Linked DNA regions of Homo sapiens: all the other regions are linked to region 3. The links are chromatin loops, found by intact Hi-C in ENCODE. Cell type or tissue: sigmoid colon. All regions are shown on one strand. Region 1 has its middle 47 kb from the start of FENDRR. Region 2 has its middle 54 kb from the start of FENDRR. Region 3 has its middle 52 kb from the start of LINC00917.

What was found. Hi-C counts contacts between places; a loop is a spot of excess contacts. Peaks named below come from ENCODE experiments on the same cell type or tissue, not always from the same donor. Only the 100,000 strongest peaks of a DNase experiment are listed, where the experiment ranks them.
Region 1: a loop joins it to region 3, with 10 times the contacts of the local background. A loop is called at or near these places in 2 of 110 quality-filtered maps.
Region 2: it touches region 3 in a loop (4-fold over the local background); 3 of 110 quality-filtered maps call a loop at or near these places.

What each region holds. Positions count from the first base shown.
Region 1 is chr16:86,460,884-86,463,383 of GRCh38, reverse strand. No RefSeq gene overlaps it. Among named protein-coding and RNA genes, the nearest start is that of FENDRR, 47 kb to the left of the region's middle. In sigmoid colon, a CTCF peak has its summit at 947; DNase peaks (open chromatin) are centred at 653 and 943; H3K27ac peaks cover 1,914 bases.
Region 2 is chr16:86,454,106-86,456,605 of GRCh38, reverse strand. No RefSeq gene overlaps it. Among named protein-coding and RNA genes, the nearest start is that of FENDRR, 54 kb to the left of the region's middle. In sigmoid colon, no CTCF peak of the experiment used is centred here; DNase peaks (open chromatin) are centred at 832 and 1,281.
Region 3 is chr16:86,396,138-86,398,637 of GRCh38, reverse strand. No RefSeq gene overlaps it. Among named protein-coding and RNA genes, the nearest start is that of LINC00917, 52 kb to the right of the region's middle. RefSeq lists enhancers at 1,114-1,713, 1,518-2,157. In sigmoid colon, no CTCF peak of the experiment used is centred here; DNase peaks (open chromatin) are centred at 1,477 and 1,977; H3K27ac peaks cover 1,093 bases.

The DNA of each region.
Region 1 (2,500 bases), 65 kb before region 3:
TGACTTACCCAGCAGTCTTTCTTAATGGCATCTTGGCCCAGGGAGTCCTGCATATAGGTGTGTAGGTAACTCACTGGGGCCCCCAGTCACTGTAACAAACAAAGCCCTCCCTTATACATTTCTAAATGGGGAGCCACAGAAAGCTCTTTTGAGAATATAACCCAGGCTTCCAGCTTCCACCTGGGCTCAGCTCCTGGCTGACAGCCGGCCCTAACCCACCAGCATGTACTGAGCCATCTTGGAGGTGGGTCCTCCAGCCTCCATTAAAGCCGCCTCAGCTGACACCCAGTGGAGTAAAGACTAGTCTTCCTCGCTGAGCCCCAGCCTCAGCTTCTCATCTGTAAAATGGGCCCGCGAACACGATATCAAATGTGGGTAAAATGCCCTGCATGCACCACATTCTGGAGGTAAGCATGGACAGTGTTATGCGGACGGCAGCTGCCTGTTGGGCAGGCAGGCCCTCCCTCCCTCCTTTCCTTGAAACTTGCTGGCCCCTCACCGTGAGTTCTCAGCCCTGTTTCTGGCATCATAAAAGACAGTCTTTCCGTGAGCAAGCTTCTATCCATGGCAGCTGGTCAAGAAACTTCCTCTGCTCCCCACCCCCAGCCCTTCCTCACGGAGATCCAGCCAAAATGGCTGCTGAGCAGGGCATGGAACAGCATCATGGCTGCCAAGTTGGCCCTGAACCCCCATCACCAGGCCCTGCACACTGATGGCCTGGTGGAGAGGTTGGGCATGGGACCTCGTGGGGGACGTGGCAGCAGCCGGTGGGGGTGGGGAGGGCTAAGTGGGGAGGAGAGACGTGCATGAATAATCTGGTGACCTTTCGTCTTCTGTGTTTGGGCGAACCTAAGACTGTTTACAATAAACCTCAGGGAGATTTTTCATCCATCCAAATGGAACAAAGGTTATGTAAGCAGAAAGACCTCAGGCTCAGCAAACACCTGCTCCAAGGGGCCAAACGGAGGGAGTGCAGGAGAGATGGAGGCCCTTGGTTGACTCATGATCAAGTTCATCATAACAGCGGTTTTATGGAGCTGGAAGGCTGCTGGGAAAGACCGTGAGCACTTCCTGGGGCTTAATCGACCAGGCCACACGCAAGGGAGGGGCCCCAGGGCCCCTGCATCCGCACACATTAAAAGGAGCACACAGCCTGGGACCCCCAAGGGGCTGCCCAACCCTAGCTTTTATTTCAAAGTTACTCTGGGTGTCTTCTCTTTAAAAGCCTGCCTTTGCCGTGGCTGTGAAACTCATGAGCACCCAACGCTTCAAGCCAGGGGCCTGCATATATTTTGGATGATAGCAAGCAGGAAAGCAGGTCTAATCAGGAATAAAAATCTGAGAGCAATTCATCCCCTTGTTATTGTCTTTCTGCTTTATGCCATCCTTGATGACTTCTAGGGAGCAATTCTGCACCCAGCAATGTTTACTTAAAGAGGTTGATCTTCCATCTTTGGGTTTTGGTGTATTTGGCTTATAAGATAGACCATTTCTGAAAATGTGAGATAAACAGTCCATGTGTTCATACAGTCTGTGGAATTATTTATTGAAGACCTTGGCTGGTTAGCAACTGTACCCACTAATGATTTGGTAAGTGTGGCTTAAGCCTACTTGCCAGGGGTTGGGGGGGATTGATTCTTCTTCACCATTTCCCAAATAGGGACACAGGCTTGGTTGTTTGGGAATTATCTTGACATCTAGCTTACACAGTATGAGGCCAGAAAGAAGAGAGGTTATGGTTTGTCCAAATGTCTGCCTCTCATTTTCAGATTCTCTGTTAGTATTTGACAGATTATATTTTCCAAAATAGCTGCAACAAGATCTTCCATCCCAAGGTCTTCTTAAAATGCCTCATCTGGAGGAGGAGCTGTATGTTTCCTTCTGCTTGAATCTCAGCGGGCCTATGACTACAGGCAAAAGTGCAGCTATGTGACTTCCCAGAGCAGGTACCAAAAGGACACACAACTTCTGCCTGGTCCTGTTGGAAACACTCATTCTGAAAACCTATCCTTCTTGTGGTGAGGAAGCCCTAGAGGAGCCAAGGCTCCCAGCTGACATTCAGCACCAACTGGCCAGCCATGTGCTGTGCCATTTTGGAAGTGGACCCTCCAGCCCCAGGCATTCTACCTCTGCTCATGCCCATTTGAGTAGAGATGAACCTTCTTGCTGAGCCCTGCCCACAGTACAGATTTGTGAGCTAAATAAGCAATGGCTGTTTTACATCACTAAGTTTGGGGCTCACTAAGGTCACTAAGATTTGTTACATGATACAGGTATTTCAAATGAAAGCATAAAAATAACAGCCCTAACTATCATTCAGAGAGCACTCCCTACCTACCAGTCACAAAGACACAAGCTTTGCATGCATGACCTCATTCATGCTCACTGACACCCAAAGGGGCAGATGCTGCTCTTTTCTCCACTTTTATAGAAGGAGGAAGCTGAGATTCAGAGACATTAATCCACTTGCCCAAGAGCACATGGCTAGGAAGTGGAAGAG
Region 2 (2,500 bases), 58 kb before region 3:
GGAAAGAAAGAAAGAAAGAAAGAAAGAAAGAAAGAAAGAAAGAAAGAAAGAAAGAAAGAAAGAAAATGAAAATTCACTTTCAGCTGAATTTTGTGGAGTGGAGGAATGAGTGGGGAGGCAGAGTGGGGGGCCAGCAGCTCTGCAGATCAGCCCCTGGAGATGCACCAGGACAGCCTGAGCCCTGCTGGAGGACAGCGTCTGACTGCAGGGGTTCCTTTTAAGAAAAGCAACCAGAGGGCACATTTCTTTGAGGCCGTATCGTGTTGGGCAAAACTATGAAATGCTTATTAACGTTTGAAATTTCATAATTATTTTTGATTAAAAAAGATGTTCTGCAAAGCGATGTCTGTTTCCCATAACTGGCGAGCGTTCCCCAGATGGCCATTCAGCCACCTCAAGAATTAATGTTTTCATGACCCACGACCGCTTTTTCGTGGAGGAGTGTCTCTCCTACAGGTTGCTCCCCAGGATGAGAACAATAAAAGCAAATCTATAACAGCAAAGGCCCGAGGTTAATGTCTTTAACAAGATAATGTTACTTAAGGGAACTGTAACGCAAATCATTCTGAAATTCCATATATTCGCTGCAGCTCCGAAACCAGCTGCACGTGCTGCCGGCGTGTCTGGCCATGGAAAGGCTTGCTTTGTAAGTTACTTATTTTGCTCATGTGTCAGCCTGTTAGTTTAATACTGTAATCACTCAAAATCCCCGTAAGATGTGCGGAAGGTCGTGGATGTGGCTGCGGAAGTTCTTGCACGTCAAGCTGTGTGCTGCCTGCTGTGTTTCCCAGATTCATTGATGCTGATGATCCAGTGGAAGTGAGGCCTTCCCAGGGTGGCTTTCCCCTGCACGAGTGTGAGGTGACACAGGCGCCCACTGAGCTCGCGTTATCATGGTAGGGAATCTGAGCATGACAACCAAAATATTCAGCTCACCAAGCAGATGTTTTGGCTATGCAGTGCCAAACATCTGGCCCTTTGGAAACGGGGAGGGTTGATGGAAATCTTCAGGTTTAATCTAGATTTTGGCATCAGGTAAACACAGGCTCACACTCTGGTAGGTAAATTCAACTTATCACGGATGTGATATTTCTTGAAATCATATGTACTCAACTCAAACCACGCTCATCAGAGCAAAATCTCAGTCACTGAGCAGAAGAGTACGGGAAAGGAGAGAGCTGTTTAAATGTTCGTGCTGTGAGCAGAAACACATCACCGTGCTTTCCTGGCACCCACGTCACCATGACTCAGACGTCATGGTAGGCCAAGACAAAAAAACCCACCTCATGTTGGAAAATGTAAATTCAAGCCATGTGGGATAGCGCTGCACACTCACCAGGACGGCTGTAATAAAAGAGATCAGCAAGTGTGCCGAGTAATGGCGGGGACCTGGGGCAGGAAGGACTTACAGCCACCAGGCCATTACAGTGCAGGGTGAGCAGGGCCATTGTGGAGCTGGCACTCAGGATTGGGAGAGGCATAGATGGCCCTAGAGCACAGCCCAGGATCTTTTGGATGCCCGGTTTCAATCGTTGTGTCGTCCCTTTTAAAAACAGTCCAGGGCCGGGCACAGTGGCTCATGCCTGTAATCTCAGCACTTTGGGAGGCCGAGGTGTGTGGATCACCTAAGGTCAGGAGTTCAAGACCATCCTAGCCAGCATGGCGAAACCCCGTCTCTACTAAAAATACAAAAATTAGCTGGGTGTGGTGGCACGTGCCTGTAATCCCAGCTATTCTGGAGGCTGAAGTAGGAGAATCACTTGGACCCAGGAGGCGGAGGTTTCAGTGAGCCAAGATGGCACCACTGCACTCCAGCCTGGGTGACAGAGTGAGACTCCATCTCAAAACAAAACAAAACAAAACAAAAAACAGCCCAGCAAGCACTGTTGGCTGCCAAACGCATCACTCATGCTTAAGTGCCATCTTCTGTTCCCGCCTCTGCTATCAAGGCAGGGAAGGTGAATGCCCTTTCCCAGCCTTCCTCTTAGCTGGAAAGGCCACAGACTTTGGTTCTGAGTTCTGGCCACTGAGACTTAAGAGACACATGCTAGGGAAACCTCTAGAAAAGCTTCAGCTTTGTGTGTGTGTGTGAGAGAGAGATTGAGAGATTGCTAATGCTGGCCCTTTTTCTCTTTCTCCTTCTGGAATGCAGAGGTACTGTCTGGAGCTGTGGCTGCCATTTTGCAACAAGAGGAAAAGGCAGGAAAATGTTCAAGGTGCTGATTCTCACATCCCCAAGCCCCTGGACCAATGCCAGCAGCCATCTATTTCCAGGAGTCAAATATGAACATATCCTGGATGATTTGGCCCCTCCAAGCCTTGCAGCCTCATCCATTCAGTTTTTTCTCTGGCTCTCTGCCTTTTGGACACATTGACTATCCTAGCCTCTTCAGACACGCTGTTTTTTTCCTCCTCTGCTTTCAACTCCGCATGGGCAGTTTCCCTTCCTGCATAGCATGCTTTTTCTCCCTCCTCCTCTTATTTAAGCTCTCCTCTTTCT
Region 3 (2,500 bases):
AATGGCTTAGACCAACGAGGATTCATGCACCCATTCATTCATTCTTCCGTCCACATTGCCTCCCCATAATACTTGCAAAAAACTGGGGTTCTGTCAGCAAGTAAGAAGGGGGATTGGATGGTGGGCTGACAACCAGCAACGTCTGCCAGAGTCTACCAGACTCATCTCTGATGCTGTCATTTCTGCTATCAGATTTTGGTGTGAGGCAGCACAAAGGCAATGCCATCATCACATCTGGGGTCCATGTTTCCTGTCTGTACGATTAAACCTGACACCAGAATAGCAACTGTCCAGCTCTATCACGAGGTATAATTGAAACAGGACACTTGCTGACCCCGGTTCTTCTCTACCAGATTTTCAACTTGGGGCAAATTACTTAGTCTCTCTGTAGCTCAGTGTTCTCTTCTGTGAAATGTGAATACGTGTAGATCCAAGCATTGACCCAACTCTCATCTCCCTCTCCTTCCTGTATCCACTCCTTTTGCCTTGCACCTTCTCAGTTCCTCCATTGTAGGTTGCATAGACTCCCCTATCCCTTGACTTGGAGAATATGGCTTGGTACTTAACTTGGCCAATGGCATGCTAGCAGGGATGATATAAGCAGGGGTTTGAAATGAGTTTGCAGTGGAGCTTACCTTCTTGCTGCTTGGCCATTGCCACAGAGGATCATTCCCCAGGTGGTTGATGTGCCTTCAGCCTTGGCCCCAGAATGGAAACACATGGAGCACATCTGAGCTCAACCACCAGTGAGAAGTCACGCCCAACTGGGCTTGCACCTTGGGCAGAGCCACCTTGCCCAGTCCACCCTGACTTGACTGAGCTCCCCACCCAATCTGTAGACACATGAGTGGAAATAAATAGTTGCTTTTTTTTTTTTGAGACGGAGTTTTGCTCTTGTTGCCAAGGCTGGAGTGCAATGGCGTGATCTCGGCTCACCACAACCTCCGCCTCCTGGGTTCAAGCAGTTCTCCTGCCTCAGCCTCCAGAGTAGCTGGGATTACAGGCATGCACTACCATGCCCGGCTAATTTTGTATTTTAGTAGAGATGGGGTTTTTCCATGTTGGCCAGGCTGGTCTTGAACTCCTGACCTCAGGTGATCTGCCCACCTTGGCCTCCCAAAGTGCTGGGATTACCGGTGCGAGCCACTGCACCCGACCCATGTGAAGCATTTGTAACACAGCTAGAGGATTTTCCTCCCCAAAGCCTATTGGAATCTCACAGGGGCCATTTTGTTTTCTAAGTTAGCAATTTCCTTTCCTCTCTGCTATTCATGATCTCATTCAATCCCTGTGTCTTCCTTATCCAATCAATATTTGTGTGATTGTCACTCTGCAGAGGAGAAAACGGGCTCAAGGATGGAACTCTTCCCAGGCCGTGCCCACCGGCCACATGGCACAAGCAAGATAGGAATCTAGGTATGCCTGACTCCCGCACCGCCCTCTCCTCCTGCACCTCCTGACCCGCCTCCTGTTAAAGTGAGTCACAGGAAGACAGCAGCCAGAGAGCTGGGAGGGCGAGGAGAGCCTCTACCCCAGCTGTGGAGTCATTAAATGCAGCATTGTAAAAAGATCACTTGGCAAAAGATGAGCGATAAATTAAATTACTCAGATCACACACTCTGCAATCAAAGGCACTGTCTCGGAGAAGCAGAGCACTGGCCTTTCTAAGCTGGGCTCAATTACATGCCACAAGGAGACTCCATTTCACATGGACTAGGATCAAGGACCCCCAGAACAATCCTCAGGGGGCTTTCTGGGCCGTGCCTTTTCCGCAGCACCCCTTCGATGATGGTGGACCCCAACCTTGGTTCCGAGGATTCGCTGGGGAGAAGAGCTGGCCATGTTGCCCTTTCCCCACTGAGTCCTGGTTTAAACGCCACTCTACCCAGAAACCACAAGTTTATGAATCCCAGAAGTTTCGCTTGCTCAGGTCTGGCGGAGAGCTTGGCTGACGTTACAGGAGACATTTTTCTCTGTCAGGCAACAGAATACAGCACAAAGAAGCCAGCTGCGAGGCCTCAGAGCCCAAGTCTCTAATTAAAACAGTGGAAAATTAGATAACTTCACAAATTCATCACTGCCGCCACTGGCTGTCAGAGAAGAGGCTCGGGGCTACCCCCCACCTTTTGTTTATATGCTAACGGGGTCCCTTCAGTTGGCCTTTGCCTGTGTGTGTGTATGTGTGTCTTTGTGTGTGTGCATGTGAGCGTGTGTCTACATTTTATCTTCCTCCTGTTCTCCTCTCTCTGACTTTTCTTTTCTTAGTCCTCCTTCTTCATCCCAGCCAATAAAATCTTCATAGCCAAGTGGTTAACCAAGGAAGGAGAATTTAGGAAAACATTAATTTTTATCACCTTTCCAAGCTTGAAGAGACACTGTTCAAGATGATTTTATGCAACATCTCTTTTAGCTCTTCCAATAACCCTGTAAAGTGGTTCTATCTACTTTATTTTACAAAAGAGGAAACTGAGGTTAGGAGAGCTTGACTCACTGCTCCAGG